2 separate regions of the Homo sapiens genome follow, and region 1 is linked to region 2. Evidence: chromatin contacts called from ENCODE Hi-C or POLR2A ChIA-PET data. All regions are on one chromosome and are shown on one strand. The core of a region is the stretch at or near the end of the contact, and the rest is flanking DNA. Distances in the headings are between cores, read along the strand shown. Region 1 overlaps SYN3 (synapsin III). Region 2 overlaps SYN3 (synapsin III).

Evidence for each region. Hi-C counts contacts between places; a loop is a spot of excess contacts on that map. ChIA-PET counts read pairs that join two places held with the same protein, here RNA polymerase II (POLR2A). Pooled maps may share reads with other maps.
Region 1: a map of IMR-90 shows a loop between it and region 2 (4-fold over the local background). The contact joins two enhancer-like sites. A Hi-C loop is called at or near these places in 1 of 168 maps with a recorded cell type or tissue (IMR-90) and 3 of 50 pooled maps. POLR2A ChIA-PET finds 5 or more read pairs at or near these places in 1 of 52 experiments (Caco-2).

Annotation. Positions count from the first base shown.
Region 1 is chr22:32,985,985-32,990,217 of GRCh38, forward strand. The region is part of intron 2 of SYN3 (synapsin III); the gene reads right to left. Among named protein-coding and RNA genes, the nearest start is that of SYN3, 70 kb to the right of the region's middle. RefSeq lists a silencer at 100-394 and an enhancer at 970-1,871. Within about 2 kb of position 1,372, at least 5 of the 41 ENCODE cell types and tissues checked have a DNase peak (open chromatin) inside an H3K27ac peak, as active enhancers do.
Region 2 is chr22:32,625,117-32,628,951 of GRCh38, forward strand. The region is part of intron 6 of SYN3 (synapsin III); the gene reads right to left. LOC107985545 (a long non-coding RNA gene) reads left to right here. Exons shown (of 3, transcript XR_001755504.2): 2 at 1-799; 3 at 3,230-3,835. Among named protein-coding and RNA genes, the nearest start is that of SYN3-AS1, 52 kb to the left of the region's middle. Within about 2 kb of position 2,060, at least 7 of the 41 ENCODE cell types and tissues checked have a DNase peak (open chromatin) inside an H3K27ac peak, as active enhancers do.

The sequences.
Region 1 (4,233 bases), core at 122-2,621, 360 kb after region 2:
CCTTACCACTTCACGTTGTCATTACACATCACTTAGCTGCCCTCTGCCCCCAAACATATAGTCTGTGAGCTCCTGGAAACCAGAAACTGAGTCTCCATGCTCACTGTGTCTCCAGTATCCAGCACAATGAGCTAGGGCACAGGACAACAGGCTTAACAAATGTTCGCTGACCGGGTAAGGAAATACTGTCTGTAGGCCGGCCTTTCCTGGAGACACTTGACTGCCATCTACTGGCACACCATTGTAATACAGTCACAGGTCTACAGCCACTGCGATGTGGGGGTGTGTACGAGGCCAACCTTCGCAACTGGCATTCCTCGACTTGATTCTAACCTGGAACCTGAAGCACTTTGCACTACACCAATACCACCCAAGCAGCTGTGGTCTTGATGAGACCTCACCTTCCCAGGAGAAACATTTGTTTTGCCCATCTCTGGAATGTTTACTGCAGGGCCTGGCAGACGGACTGGGGCTGAAGCTGAGGGTCAGGGAGTCCATCCCCCCGCCTGGCTGCAAGTCAGAAGTCTGTCTCCTGATGGGCCACACAGACTGCTGCCTCCTTGCCGGGGGCTCATTCAGGCTTCAGCCGCCTCTGAACGGTTCTGTCTGGCAGAGGGAAGGGTAGGGATGGTCTGGAATTCTAGATGCCTTTGGGGGCTGGGGTTGCTGCCTCTGTAATTGACTGGCTGTTTGACCTCAGGCAAAATGGATGGACCCGCTGTGCCTAAGGGCTCTGTCTCTCATGGCTGCCTCCTCTTCCCACCCTAATATGTTCAATCTCATAATAAGCTCCCTGAATACCTCAGCCAATCAATCAAGTCCTTGGCCTGGGGGAGCTCTGGATTCCACGAAGATTCTCTCTCCGTGGGTGGTCTCATATTTTACTGCCACATCTGAGGCCCCAGGAAGAAGAATATTATAAAACTGGTGCTGCCTGGGGTGGGAAATCCCTAGTTGAGGGAGGTGGGAAGTGTGTATGAGAGAGACTGATGAGGAATGGGTATGGGGCTCTTTTGTGGCTGCAGCAGGGGCAGAAGAAGGGGAATTCATACAAACAGGATCTGTGTTCAAACAGGACTGTTTTCCAATAAATCGATCCTGTATGTAGAGTTAACGCAGCCAGGGCTTGGTGATGTCCTTCCAAGGAAGGAGAGGTCAGGAATGTCCTGTCCCAGGGACAGCTGTCTCTCCGCAGGCCACCCCCACTGGGGGTGGAGTGGAAATAGAGAAAGAGATTTTCATGTTTCTGATGCAACATGTCAGTTGCTGATTTGTGGCCCAGGCAGAAGCAGGGAAGACAACCAATGGGCTGTGCAGAAAATGAAGGCAAAACACTCAGAGACTTTGCCAGTTAGCAAGAGAGTCACGTGGCAGGCTGGATGGGCAGAGATGTGGCAGAAGAAAGACCTTGGAACGCAAAGGGACCCAAGATCTGATTCTAGCTCCATTGTTTTCTCCTGAGAACAGCTCACCCTCCTGGCACCTTCCCATTGCCAGAGGGAGGAACCGCCCCCTCAACCGCAAACAATGGTGCAGCCTCTCAGTCCTCCATGCAATTAGCAAGGTCCAATGAACTAGGAAGGGAAGGAATGCACTAAGAGTGATGAGACTCCCTATGCCTGTATGGGGATCTGCGGAGGCAAAAAACTGAGACATAACAGGGCCCCGAGCCACAGGATGTGACAAATGATCCCCACCTTTTGCCTCTGAGAACAATAGAGAAGGAGATTTTTGTGGGCAGGATCTGATCACAATTCACATCACTTATTCACTCCCTCATTCAATCACTATTTATTGAGCCTTATGTGGACTAGGCACCACACCAGGCATAGGAGTAGATACAGCAGATACAGTGGCAGATGTAGTCCTTGTTCTTGGAGAGCTTACATGCTTATTGAAAAGACAAAAAATAAATAAATAAACAGATAAAAAGAATGAGTACTACGAATAAAATGCACGACCAATGGAATTGAGGATAAGATGTGGGGTGCAGGGGAGATTGGACTTCAGTTGGTAGAAAAGGCTTCTTTGAAAGACACTGAGGCCGGGAACAGTGGCTCATGCCTGTAATCCCAACACTTTGGGAGGCCGAGGTGGGCGGTTCACGAGGTCAAGAGATCAAGACCATCCTGGCCAACATGGTGAAACGCCATCTCTACTAAAAATACAAAAATTAGCCAGGCATGGTGGTGCATGCCTGTAATCCCAGCTACTTGGGAGGCTGAGGCAGGAGAATTGCTTGAAACCGGGTGGTGGAGGTTGCAGTGAGCCAAGATCTCGCCACTGCACTCCAGTCTGGCAACAGAGCAAGACTCTGTCTCAAAATAATAATAATAATAATAATAATAATAATAATAATAATAAAATAAATAGATAAAAAGAAAAGTACTATGAATAAAATGCACAACCAATGTGATTGAGGATAAGATGTGGGGTGCAGGGGAAATTGGACTTCAGTTGGTAGAAAAGGCTTCTTTCAAAGACGCTGAACATACACAGATAGACCACCTACTATGTGCCAGAGTCTGCAGGCTTTAAGGAAACAAGCGCAAAGACAACATAGCTAGCTCTTGGTCTCAGGGGGCTTACTACCTAATGGGAGGGACAGACACAAAAATAGAAAATGACCACACAGAGCATTCACACAAATATCCCCCTCAGCCCACAGAAAAAGCAGCCAACTCAGTCTGAAGGTCAGGGGTCACCTTCCTGAGGTCACCGTCCACCCATCCATCCAATGTTTGGTACCTAGTCTTTGCCAGGGCTGCAAAGATGAGTGCAGCAGGATCTGGATGTGTGTGTCTGCCAAAAGGACACGGGCAAGGGCAAAGGAAGTAGGTACGTCCTGGGGGCACCCAGGAGAGAAATGAATGTTCCTGGGTGTGTCCTTTAATGTACAACAGGCACAGAGCAGAAGACCTGGGTTTGAGTTGGCAGCTCTGGCACCTGCTGCCTGATTTTGGACCAGCCTCTGCTTCCTCTTCCGTAGATGGGGATAAGAAGATCTACTCACATGTTGTCAACAGGATTATATGAAGACACAGATTTAAGGGCCTCTGTAACCTGCCAAGAATGTGCTAGCAAATGAGCTGCTCCCCGATGGGCTGCAAGGGTAGAATTTGATCTCCCCAGGTAAGGAAGTGCGTGAGCACCACTAGCCTTGGAGACAAGCCCAGGTCCCTTTCAGCTATTTATTTCCAGTGCTGCCTCAGGCCAGTGTCAACCTTCCTGAACCTTGGTTTCCTTAACTGTAAAAATAAGGACATTACTATATCTGCTGTAAGGACCCCATGAATGATACCCCTGACACATGGCAGGTGTTTAACTAATGTTCATCTCTTTCCCTCCTGTGCATCAGCATGATGGGTGGAGGGTCGAGGTCAGCTGGGTATGTCCCTAAGAACATGACAGGTCATTTTCTCTCTCCAAGAGGAGGTAGATGGCAGCATCTGCCTTGCTCTAAATGAAACCTTGCTTGGTGTCGAGCATGATGGAGACCTTCCCTGTCTAATCCCTGGGAACTCCCTTCCTCTCCAGCATAGGCCTTTAGGGTAAATAAAGTCATCAGGGCCGGGCACGGTGGCTTATGCCTGTAATCCCAGCACTTTGGGAGGCCGAGGCGGGTGGATCACCTGAGGTCAGGAGTTCAAGACCAGCCTGGCCAACATGGTGAAACCCCGTGTCTACCAAAAATACAAAAATTAGCCGGGCATGGTGGCATGCGCCTGTAATCCCAGCTACTCGGGAGGCTGAGGCAGGAAAAATGCATGAACCCAGGAGGCGGAGGTTGCAGTGAGCCAAGATCAAGCCACTGCACTCCAGCCTGGGTGACAGAGTGAGACTCCATCTTCAAAAAAAAAAAAAAAAAAAGGCATCAAACACCCACTCCCTCTACCCCTCTCCTCTCTAAAGACACAGCACTATGTCACCCTCATTCCTACAGATGTCTGCAAGTTCACACTCTTCATACCACAGAAAGGGTTAACGTTTGGAAGGCTACATCATGCCTTCAGCAAACACTTATTGAGCATCTACTAAGGGCCCAACTGGGGAAATCCCCACAGGAAAGGTAATATACTAAAAAGTAATTCATGCCAAGGTGCAAGTGACTAACATCTGATCATCCCAGAAAAGGGTTTTTGATGGCATAAGGAGGATAAGGGGATCACGGGGATATTGTGTGTCTTGTTTGGCAAGGGAAAGTGGAGCCTGTCAAGGTGAAAAGTGCAGAGC
Region 2 (3,835 bases), core at 810-3,309:
GCAGGGAGCCCGTCACAGTCATGTCACTCCATAACCTGGCATGCACCTAGGTAGGAACCTCAGTCTGGCAGCCCACAGGCTGAATGTGGACGGATTTCACTGGGACCACCCAGTGTTGTTGATTTTTCTTTCTAATGGAATAGATTGCCCACACTTAGAAAGTGAGGGATTTCATACAAAACTGTGGATATGGGGCTTTTTGGAACAATGGTTAGATCCAGCCATCCATGTGCCACGTTTCTGCAGGCAAGACCAGCTCCCTATAAATGGGACAGATGCTCTAGTTTGTCACCAACCACCCCTTTCTCCCAGCTGGCTTTGGTCCTTTGCTGGCCTGAAGGCACCCAAGTTTGCCATCCCCAGCCCAGAGTTATCTCAGTACATGACACGGCCTTGCTTTTTGTTTCTTGGAAAAGTTGTGGTCCAGACGGAATAAATAGACCACTTTAGCATCCTTCTTCTTTCTTCACACATTCAGGCCATTTTGGATAAGGGAGATGTTTGGGGTCTCAGGCTTATCACAGGGACAGTCATTGGTTGACCACCTGGCTGTGACTTCCAAGACTCCTTCCTTCTGCTCTTCCCACCTCTTCCCCTGACAGTGCCATGATCTCCAACCAGGCTACCCAACTCCTGACATTCCATGGCTGAGCTTTGGACTGAGTTGTGCAGATGCTTACTGAGCACCTGCAATGTTGACGCCATGTGAGGATTCAAGCAAGAGCAAGACACATTTTTGGATGCTTAGTCTTAAGGATCTAAGTCTTCTTGTGCACAACAGATAAAGATATCGATAACCGTAAGTCAAGGCCAAATATTCTGCATCACAGGAAAGGTTTCAAATCAGACAGAGCTCACGTCTACTGGGTGGGGAAGGAGGAATCAGGAAAGGCTTAAGGAAGGAGGAATCAGGAAAAGCTTAAGGAAGGAGGAGGTGTTTGAGATGGACCTTGAAATGACCGTGAAAGGAAATGGTTGGGGGTAGAGGGAGGAAAGGGTGTTCCCAGTAGGCAGAGGGAATGGCTTGAGAAGAGGCTGGGCTTGGGAGGAGACTGTGCTGAGGGTGCCTCTTGTGCAACACAGCTTGGCCAGCACTCACAGGCAGGACACACCACACATCTTTCCTGCCACCCTCCTCTGCACCCAGGGACACACACGCATCTCTCTGGGCAGGGGCACACTCAGAAGCTGAGACTTCTGTACACCTCCCAAACCTGACAACAATGTGTGCTGAGATGTTAGGGATGATGTGGGACCTAAGGTGGCAAAGATGGGCTGCGGTCATTTCTGGGAGGGCTCTGATCGTCCTGGTAGAAAGTGGGGTTAGAGTAAGGCAGGGAACCTGTTCAAGTGTAGACAAAGAGAGAAGAGTTCATTAGGAATTTACAGCTTTGAGTAAACAAGGACCGAGAGTAGGTTTTTCAGAGGGGAGGAAGGAAGGCGGGAAAGGAATGAGCACTTGGGCAGAGCTGAGAAAGATGGGGACTCTGTTGACCTGCCCCAACCGGGGAATGGTGGAGCAGGGAGAAGTGTGGGAGCACAGACTCATGAACTTGCCACAAAAGAATCACAGAATTTCTGATGTGGAAGAGGCTTTGGTGCTACCCAGTTTAACCCCCTTATGTTATGGAGGACACTGGGTGCCCCGAGTGTGGAGGTGCGGGCACCAATCCTAGGGTGACAAAGCTGTCGTTTTATCTTCCACAGCGTCTATCATGTAGTAGGTATTTGGTGAATGTGTGTTGAAACGATGAAAATGTTGACTTCTACCTAGAACTGACCTCGTAAAATGGAAAATGAGGTCCCTGGACACCTGGTTGGTTGGCAATAATTTCCATGTAAAGGTGTTGTCTCCCTGCACCCCCAGCTTTGGAGGAAGCCCCCAGATGATGCTCTTATGCCCCCACACAGAGTCTCAGTTCCCATGGAGGGCCTGCCACTGGCTGGGGCGTCGAGGGGTAGCGAGCTGTGCGGTTCCTCCTTCCCTCCCACCCACCCTCCCGGGGTCGTTGTGTAAGTGGGGGGTGGCAGTGCGGCGGGCGGGTAACTTCCTGCAACAGCGGCAGGGCTGGGCATCCGAGCTGGCACGGTTCAAGTGCACCACAGCATTCTGAACATTTGGGAACACAGGAAGGGCTGCGTTTTTTAAGCTCCCTTTGTTTTCAAGGAGGGGCCAGAGTCCATGGGGAGGAAAGAAACAAAACCAGGAAAACAGATGACTTGCTTTGCAAAGATAGTGTGTACGTATGCTGCAGCTTCTGTGAGCCCTAATGCTCTGCTGTCCCTCTACACTTATGCACACCTACACACCCTGACGCACACTCACGGCAGGTCACACCACACATCTGTACTTCCATCTTTCTCTGGCACCCAGGGATGCAGACACACATCTACCTGGGCAGGGACACACCCAGAAGCTGAGACTTTGATACACAGAGACACCTCCCAAACCTAACCACAGAGGGACATCCACACACATGGATGGGCAAGTGCAATCATACACACATGTAGGAGTATGAAGCTTTCATGCATAGACATCCAGACACCCAGACACACACAGAGACATGCTCGGAAACTCCAAGACCCCCATACTTATAGAAAGATCCAGACTGAACACACACACACACATATGCAGGCTTGTGTACACACCCATCCCTCCTTGAAGAAGCTCCACCTGTACAAACACAGAGGAGCATTTTTTTTGTTTGTTTTTGTTTTTGTTTTTGTTTTGAGACAGAGTCTCACTCTGTCGCCCAGGCTGGAGTGCAGTGGCACCATCTCGGCTCACTGCAAGCTCCGCCTCCCGGGTTCAAGTGATTCTCCGGCCTCAGCCTCCCGAGTAGCTGGGACTACAGGCACATGCCACCACGCCCAGCTAATTTTTTGTATTTTTAGTAGAGACGGGGTTTCACCGTGTTAGCTAGGATGGTCTCGATCTCCTGACCTCGTGATCCGCCCGCCAAATCCCAAAGTGTGGGGATTACAGGTGTGAGCCACCGCACCCGGCCAGAGGAATGTTTTTACCAGGGGTCCAGGGAGCCTGCACACCCTCAGCCCTGCTCTCGGCTACCAGAAGAGTGTGGGCAGGCAAGATACAGTTCCAAAAGGCTCCACAGAGAGGGGCCAATGAGTCCTTTTGCTTTTCCCCTTGCTCTTGATGTTAGTGTTTCTAGAAGCTTCCATGTAGTGCCCTCATTTAATTTACAAGTTTGAATTCTTCTTTCACAAGGTATATTGAAGACCATTACTGGAAGTGAGGGGAGATGAGGAGGAAGAGGCCCTGGAAGGACATCTGGGACTGGTGGGAACAGCAGCTGGATTACCTGCTCCTGCCTGGGGATTTCTCTACATTCCCAAGCTGGTGCTGACAAAGTGCAGCCCCAAAGAGGCTGGGCCAGAGAGATTGGAAGAAGAGCTCTCAGGGGACTCCCACAATTCCTCTGACAATAAAATGAGACAGAGAGGTTAAAAGTCATTTAAATTTGGCCGGGCGTGGTGGCTCATGCCTATAATCCCAGCTACTCCGGAGGCTGAGGCAGGAGAACTGCTTGAACCTAGGAGGCAGAGGTTGCAGTGAGCTGAGATCATGCCATCGCACTCCAGCCTGGGGCACAAGAGCGAGACTTCGTCTAAAAAAAAAAAAAACCTCACTCAAATCTTTAGTTACAAGCTGGAAGATGCCGGGCTGTTCCCCCTGTAAGCTGTGCTGGCCGCTGGTCATGCTTCCTGTGGTGTGCTTTCAATTTCCCTCGTTGTAACTGAAAAGTGGGGGCCTTTTCTCTGAAGGAAGAGGCTGTGGTCTCCCAGGTGCCCTGTTGGGCTCTTTAGGGAGGGA